Regions from separate parts of the Homo sapiens genome. Here region 2 is linked to region 1. Evidence: chromatin contacts called from ENCODE Hi-C or POLR2A ChIA-PET data. All regions are on one chromosome and are shown on one strand. The core of a region is the stretch at or near the end of the contact, and the rest is flanking DNA. Distances in the headings are between cores, read along the strand shown. Region 1 overlaps MYO18A (myosin XVIIIA). Region 2 holds the start of FAM222B (family with sequence similarity 222 member B).

Region 1 (4,049 bases), core at 455-2,954:
ACCATGATGACTCCTGACTTCCTGGCCTGGCTACAGCAGCCTGGCTTCTGCCCCACCAATGCCCCAGCCTCTCTCCAAGGGCACCAGCCCCTCTTAGGCACCACCATGCTGAAGCCTTGCATATGCCTATATTAGGAAGGCCAGATGCCCTTTGTGGCCATATGTCTGCTTTTTAATTCTTTTGTCCCCTACCTCATTAGGCCATCAGCTGTCACTCGTCTGTCAGTGTGCCTGTCTCCACTCAGCTTCACATGCAACTACAGCTAGTCCCTCTGCTGCCCAAAGCGTGGTGGTGCAATATCAGGGCATGGTCCATTTCTTTGATGAGTCTAACTGATGGCTCCAGAGGCCATGTGGACACTCCCACAGCCAGCCAGGCCACCCCAAGCCCCTCAGCTTGCCTCCAAGGACAGCTGGAAGCTATAATCTGGCCCCTCCTCAGACTTTACTTTCACTTTTCTAGTCTCTTCTCCCTCTTCCCAGCCAGCCTGGCTCTCCGTCATTTGCCTGCCCTTGTCACCACCAGAGCCATTCCTTACGAATGTGTCTCTACCTTGGCTGACCCTCTCCATCTCTCCAGGCCCATCTCAACTCCTGCCTCCCTTATGAAGCCTTCCCTGAAACCCAAGACCCACCCGGCAATGCAAAGAACGTGGGCTTGGCAGCCAGACACACCTGGGTCTGAATCCCAGCCTCTTTCTTGCTGTCTGACCTAAGGGAAAGTTACTTGACTTCTTAGAGTTTCTACCTTTTTGGCCTTAAAATAGTATGATATCCACCTTATGAGGCTGTTATAAGAATAGAAAAGGCAGTACATGTAAAGCAACTGATGTGCGGCCTGGCAAATTATAGTTATTAAATTATTAATATCATTATTATCATAAACCATAGCACTCACTGTCCACACCTGAACACATTACATACATACGGTTCTTGGTTATACTCAATATGGTGCTCTATTATATACAGTGGAGTCACACACTATGTGGGGTTAGATTCCAAAGTCAGCACGTAAGGCAAAAATAGAATATAGTCCAAAACTCCTGAAAATCCCTTAAACTGCTCACAAAGTATAGTACACATGATTTTGAGTATGCCATTTGGTATAATATAGCTGCAGGAAAGCATAATAGTCATGTACAGCATATAGTAAAAACACACAAAATATTATTTTTATAATTTTAGGCTACAGTAATATAGTTTCTTTCACAACCATATAGTTGAACTTATTGAAGTTTACTGTCCACGTGCCATGACTATACAGCATAACTAATGTTCTGAATGATAATCGATTCGTGTTGAATGTTTAAGCCTGCTCTCCCTGGAGAGCTGGGACCATTTCCTACTTCCTTTATATCCCATCCCGTTCCCCAGCACTAGGCACACAAAAGGTGTTCCACGAAAATCCATATGGATTTAACCAACTGATCTGAACGGTGCACGCACAATAAACGGGCTGGAATAGAGTGGGGAACAAGGGGATCTCCATGTGTGGTGACAACTTCAACTGCTCTGCTCTCCCACATTGGTGGCGTGGATGAGTGGAAGGTCCTTGGCTCTGTTTCAGGCACTTGACCAGGCAGAGTGGCTAAGCAGAGCTGGGGGAAGGCCAGACAGGAGGCTCTGAGGGCTGGAGGAAGTCGTTCACTTATTCAACTAGCTGTGAACTGTAATACCTCAAGGCGAACACTGTGGGGAAGCACCGTGCCTGCTTCTTTTTCAGCTTCCCCACCACAGACTGAGCTTCCTGAGGCAGAGGTTGTGTGTTGTTCATTGCTCTATCCCCAGCACTCACCTAGCACTGGGCCCTGCTCAGAGACAATATGAGGCACGTTTGAGTGACTGAGTGAAAGAAGATAATTTAGTTCTTGTTTTCAACTAAATACTTCCTGATTTAAAAAAATGTACAGATCAGCAGAGGAGATAACAAATGTACCCCAATAATTAAAATTCAAGTCAGGGACGTCAATAACAGTCTAGGGAAGTTCAGAGGCAAAGATCTGTTCCAGTTACGGTATTAAGTAGACAGCTTACAGACAGCTTGGAGCTAGGCCAATGAAAGAGAGAAATGTTATAATGTGGCAATGAGGTAGGAAGGGAATTCCAGGGTGAAGAAGTAGTGTAAGAGAAGGCAAAGAGGGGCCAGGCAGGCGTAGTGGCTCACGCCAGTAATCTCAGCACTTTGGGAGGCCGAGGTGGGCGGACCACCTGAGGTCAGGAGCTCGAGACCAGCCTGGCCAACATGGTGAAACCCCGTCTCTACTAAAAATACAAAAATTAGCCAGGCGTGGTGGCATGTGCCTGTAATCCCAGCTACTCAGGAGGCTGAGGCAGGAGAATCACTTGAACCCGGGAGGCAGAGGTTGCAGTGAGCTGAGATCACGCCACTGCACTCCAGCCCGGGCGACAGAGAGAGACTCCATCTCAAAAAAATAAAATAAAAATAAAATAAAATAAAAGGCAAAGAAGTGGAAAAGCATGAGATGTGGACAGTAAGTCTGGAAGAAATGTATGACACATATAGGAAACCAAGGAGGGAGGGATAAAGCTGGGAAGGAAGCTGGGTCTCAAATCAAGCAAGTGTGTGCTGTAGTGGACATGTGTTGTTTCTGCTGCCCACCACCCATTCCTCCATCCTCTGATTATAGCACTCCATTTTCCCCTCTGGGGACCCACCCCAGCACATGACTTCGCCCTGGCCAATAAGAATATCCTGGCCAATAAGAATATCCTCAGGCTATAGGTTCATGGAGGGCATGTGACCCAATCAGTTTCAAGGATACATAATGAAACTTGGGGATTATTCAAAGAGTCACACATCTCTATCCACACAACTAGAACCTGGGGCTGTGACATTTTGCCATTACTTGTCTGAGGACCAAGGCTGCCTAGAAGATGGGGTGAGAGACAGAAAAGGTCAGGTCTTGGTCACACTGTTAATGTTTCCAGATAAGGCTGAGCCTGTAGCCGGTTCTACTGCTGGACTTTTCAGATACTGGTGACAACACATATCTTCTTTTTAAGCCAGTTGAGCTGGGCTTTCTGTTACTCTCACCTGAAAGAGCTGTACCTGAGATGAAAGCAAGGTGGGCAGTCAAAGGAACAAGAAGGTACACACCAAGCACTAGCCATGGCCAGGCACATGCTACTGGTTTTCCTCTCAAAACCCTGCGAGGTAATGAGAAGGGGAATTGTGGAATGGGGAAACGGGGTTTACAGAGGTTAAATAATTGCCTGTGATCACACAGATTGTGACTGGCCAGGTGATTTGAACTCAGATTGTTCAGATTCCAGAGCCCAGCTCCTTACACACCACCACCTGCCTGGAAAACAATGGGAGGCACAACAAGCTTTTGGAGAGTGATGGGGCATGATTTAACCTGTGCCTTAAGAATGCTGAGCAGGTCAGGCATGGTGGCTTATTCCTGTAATCCCGGCACTTTGGGAGGCCGAGGAAGGCAGATTGCTTGAGCTCAGGAGTTCAAGACCAGCCTGGGCAACATGGCAAAATCCCATCTCTACAAAAAACACAAAAATTAGCTGGGTGTGGTGGTGGCATGCCTGTGGTCCCAGCTACTTGGGAGGCTGAAGTGGGAGGATCACCTGAGCCCAGGGAAGGTCAAGGCTGCAGTGAGTCATGATCACACCACTGCACTCCAGCCTGGGTGACAGAGTGAGAGACCCTGCCTAAAAACAAAAAACAAAAACCAAAAAACATTCTGAGCTAACAGGATGCAAGAGGAGGAGAAAGGAGGCTGGAAGGTGAAAGAACATTAGAAAGTCAAGGTAGTCAGGCATGGTGGCTCATACCTGTAATCCCAAAACTTTGGAAGGCAGAGGCAGGAGGATCACTTCAGACCAGGAGTTCAAGACCAGCCTGGGAAACACAGAGACCCGTCTACAAAAAATTTAAAAATTAGCCAGGCGTGGTGGCCTGCAACTGTAGTCTTAGCTACTTCAGAGGCTGAGGTGGGAGGATCAATCACTTGAGCCCAGGAGTTCAAGGTTACAGATTACAGTGAGCTACGACCATGCCACTGCACTCCAGC
Region 2 (3,960 bases), core at 219-2,718, 300 kb before region 1:
TTATATTTTCACATCCCTCACTGGGCAGCCCTCCCAGCTTGTCTCAAACTAGTTTTCTTAACTCTTTTTTCCAGACGGAGTCTCGCACTGTCACCCGAACTGGAGTGCAATAGCACTATCTCGGCTCACCGCAACCTCTGCCTCCCGGGTTCGAGTGATTCCCCTGCCTCAGCTTCCCAAGCAGCTGGGATTACAGGCGCCCGCCACCACACCCGGCTGATTTTTTGTATTTTTAGTAGAGACGGGATTTCACTACGTTGGCTAGGCTGGTCTCCAACTTCTGACCTCGTGATCCGCCCGCCTCGGCCTCCCAAAGTGCTGGGATTACAGACATGAGCCACTGCACCCGGCCTTTTCTCAACTCGTTAAAGCACATTAGTGCCAACTGTGTTATAAGGCAACATGAGTTAGCTATGTTCAGAAAATATTTTAATAGATTGGCCCTCCATCCTTTCGGGTGAGGAGCTGCAAACCGTTTGTAAAAACGCCGGAGTACGGTATTTTTCCTACAGAAGTCTGATGGCTAATTTATCACATTACAGAACTGGTAGTTCTGCACATGGTCTGCTGTGCCCATAAAGAAAGCACATATGTGTCTACTGAGGTTTTACAAACAATACGCTTCTTATCTTAACAGAGAAATCAGTCATTCCATTAACAACGGTAAGGTCTAAATTCCACTAACATTGTTGGTGATACATTAACATCAACATAGTACTTACAATTCACAATTTGCATAAACAATCTCAATTACATAGGTGATGCTTGCAATAGCCCGTTTGAAGCATGACATCTTCCTGGTGTTCAGAAAGGTTAAGTGGGACCTGCCCAAGGTTACCTAACAGCTTTATCAATGGTGGACTTCCTTTCGAACCTGCCTGACTCTAAGCCCCTAGCTCTTTTCCCTAGACCCCTCCCGGCTTTCAAAAGAGGGTTCCCGACTCCCATCCTCTACCCAGAGCAGCCTATTACTCCGGGAGACCGACCCTTCCCCTGCCTGGTTCAGAGGTGGCTTCTTAAGCTCCAGCAGAGCTTTCATCCTCCACCACCCTCCCCCCGCAATCATTCTCTGAAAGAAGCGGAAAGGAGAGGCGACCAAAAGCTCCTGGAGGAAGGGATGATACAAATGGGCTGCTTCACTCCACAGCACGCAACCCCGTCCCCCTCCACCAAGCTGTCCAGCTCTGCGGCCGGCGACCGGGCCACCCGTGCCCCAAATTCTCCCATCATCACCTCAAACTGTACCTCCCCCACGCCCTTCCGTCTCCCACAGTCAGAGCCCACCCCACAAAGTCATGTATCCTTCCGCTAAGTTACCCTCTTCCCACGCGTTGTCCACTCCCCCTCCACCACTACTCACGGTCGGTGACTGGGCCCGGCCCTCATGGCTGCTCCTTTGCCGCCCGCCGCCCGCCGCCACCACTTCTCCACTGCCCGGCCCCTCAGTCACCGGCGCAGCTGTGGGGACTACCCGGAGCCGCTCCTGCGCCTGCGCAGCGTGTAGCGCCTGGGCCCTTTCGGGCCGCACGCGCCTGCGCAGCCCCTGCCGGGGGCGTCTTCCTCAGTGCCTGATGGTCTGGACCCCTGGGTCTCTAGTGGACATGGGAGCTGGCCTTGAAGAATTCTGAGGCTTAGAGAATTTGGCGGCTGCCTCAGGGTACGCCTCTGGAGTACCGTGCCTAGGTTACTAAACCCTTGGATCGCGCTTCCCCAAGGAGCCACAGACTTACTGGCTCTTCCAGAATTCTGCATCCTACTTGCACTTAAAGGCCTGAATTCAGGTGCTCTGAGGTGACCACTGATGATAAATTTGGGTCTTTTTTTTTTTTTTTCTGAGTCGAAGTTTCGCTCTTGTTGTCCAGGTTGGAGTGCAATGGCGTGATCTCGGCTCAAACAACCTCCGCCTCCCGGGTTCAAGCGATTCTCCTGCCTCAGCCTCCCGAGTAGCTGGGATTACAGGCATGCACCACCACGCCCAGCTAATTTTGTATTTTTAGTAGAGACGGGGTTTTATCATGTTGGTCAGGCTGGTCTCGAACTCCCGACCTCAGGTGATCCACCCACCTCAGCCTTCTAAAGCGCTGGGATTACAAGCATGAGCCACCGCGCCCAGCCTGGGTCTTTTTTTTTTTTTTTTTTTTTTGAGACGGAGTTTTGCTCTTGTTGCCCAGGCTGGAGTGCAGTGGCGCGATCTCAGCTCACTGCAACCTCCGCCTCCCGGGTTCAAACGATTCTCCTGCCTCAGCCTCCTGACTAGCTGGGATTACAGGCTTGCACCACCACGCCTGGCTAACTTTTGTATTTTTAGTAGAGACGGGGTTTCACCATGTTGGCCAGGCTGGTCTCGAACTCCTGACCTCAGATGATTCGCCCGCCCCGGCCTCCCAAAGTGCTGGGATTACAGGCCTGAGTCACCATGCCTGGTAAAATTTGGGTCTCTTTCAAGATGATCGTGTCTAGAATGTATCGGGGGTAATTATGTAAAGGCAGCTTTGCCATCCTAGAATACGCTACTAGCTAGGAGGTGCAATGAAGTCCTGGGGACCTTGTCAAGGAGGTGACCTCGCCTAGAATGCACTGGGGACACCGCTAAGTTCAGTATGTTTATCAAGCACATGCTGTTTATTGGACAGAAATGTTCTAGGCATCGCGTGTATGCTATTGAGGAATTCGCAGGCAAATAGTCCCCTGCTTTCCAGCTCTCACTGTGAGCCTGGCCCTTTTTCAAACTGGTAAAAGAAAACCACTAAAGTCCAGTGAGGCCCAACTGTCAGTCCCTAGACTACTGTGCTGCTTTGGCATAGCCTGACAAGAGACTAAGCTCAATCGAGTCCTGAGAATTCAACAAAACAGACTTGAAAGCAGCAGGCAAGAGGAGGTACAGGACTAAACTCTCTCCTCATCACCATGGCTCTTTTTTCTCTCTCAACTCCAGCGCTGGTCTCCTCTCTTCAGAGTTTGGACACATAAGGCCCAAGATACAACGTAAGGGGGAAAAAGAGAAGAAAAAAAGACAAGTTGAGTGCTCAATGAGGAATGTTAAAAAAATTTAAATAGGCCAGGTGCAGTGGCTCACGCCTGTAATCCCAGCACTTTGGGAGGCCGAGGCGGGCGGATCATGAGGTCAGGAGATCGAGACCATCCTGGCTAACACGGTGAAACCCCGTCTCACTAAAAATACAAAAAATTAGCCGGGCGTGGTGGCGGGCGCCTGTAGTCCCAGCTACTCAGGAGGCTGAGGCAAGAGAATGGCGTGAACCCGGGAGGCGGAGCTTGCAGTGAGCCGAGATCAAGCCACTGCATTCCAGCCTGGGCGACAGAGCGAGACTCCGTCTCAAAAGAAAAAAAAATTAAAAATAAAGCTGGGCATAGTGACTTATGCTTGTAATCCCAACATTTTGGGAGGCCAGGTTGGGAGGATTGCTTGAGCCCAGGAGTTAGAGACCAGCCTGGGCAACATAGGGAGACTCATCTCTACAAAAAATCTAAAAAATAGTGGCCAGGCAAGATAGCTCATGCCTGTAAACCCAGCACTTTGGGAGGTTAAGGCGGGCGGATCACTTGAAGCCAGGAATTCGAGACCAGCCTGGCCAACACGGTGAAACCCTGTCTCTACTGAAAAAATACAAAAATTATCTGGGCATGGTGGCATGCACCTGTAGTCCCAGCTACTCAGGAGGCTGAGGCAGGAAAATCGCTTGAACCCAGGAACGGAGGTTACAATGAGCCGAGATCGCACCACTGCACTCCAGCCTGGATAACAGAGTGAGACTCCATCTCAATTAAAAAAATAAATAGGGCCGGGCGCGGTGGCTCAGGCCTGTAATCCCAGCACTTTGGGAGGTCGAGGTGGGCGGATCACGAGGTCAGGAAATCGAGACCATCCTGGCTAACACGGTGAAACCTCATCTCTACTAAAAATATAAAAAATTAGCCGGGCATGGTGGCGGGCCCCTGCAG

The links. A loop is a pair of places that touch in the nucleus more often than their neighbours do. ChIA-PET counts read pairs that join two places held with the same protein, here RNA polymerase II (POLR2A). Pooled maps may share reads with other maps.
Region 2: a loop to region 1 is called in a pooled map, with 2.6 times the contacts of the local background. The contact joins the promoter of FAM222B here to the enhancer-like site in region 1. A Hi-C loop is called at or near these places in 8 of 50 pooled maps. POLR2A ChIA-PET finds 5 or more read pairs at or near these places in 2 of 52 experiments (GM12878 and H1).

Annotation. Positions count from the first base shown.
Region 1 is chr17:29,143,832-29,147,880 of GRCh38, forward strand. The region is part of intron 2 of MYO18A (myosin XVIIIA); the gene reads right to left. The region is part of intron 1 of LOC124903967 (a long non-coding RNA gene); the gene reads left to right. Among named protein-coding and RNA genes, the nearest start is that of MYO18A, 35 kb to the right of the region's middle. Within about 2 kb of position 1,705, at least 22 of the 41 ENCODE cell types and tissues checked have a DNase peak (open chromatin) inside an H3K27ac peak, as active enhancers do.
Region 2 is chr17:28,841,322-28,845,281 of GRCh38, forward strand. FAM222B (family with sequence similarity 222 member B) reads right to left here and starts at 1,469. Exons shown (of 3, transcript NM_001077498.3): 1 at 1,361-1,469. RefSeq lists an enhancer at 1,048-1,562 and a silencer at 1,248-1,437.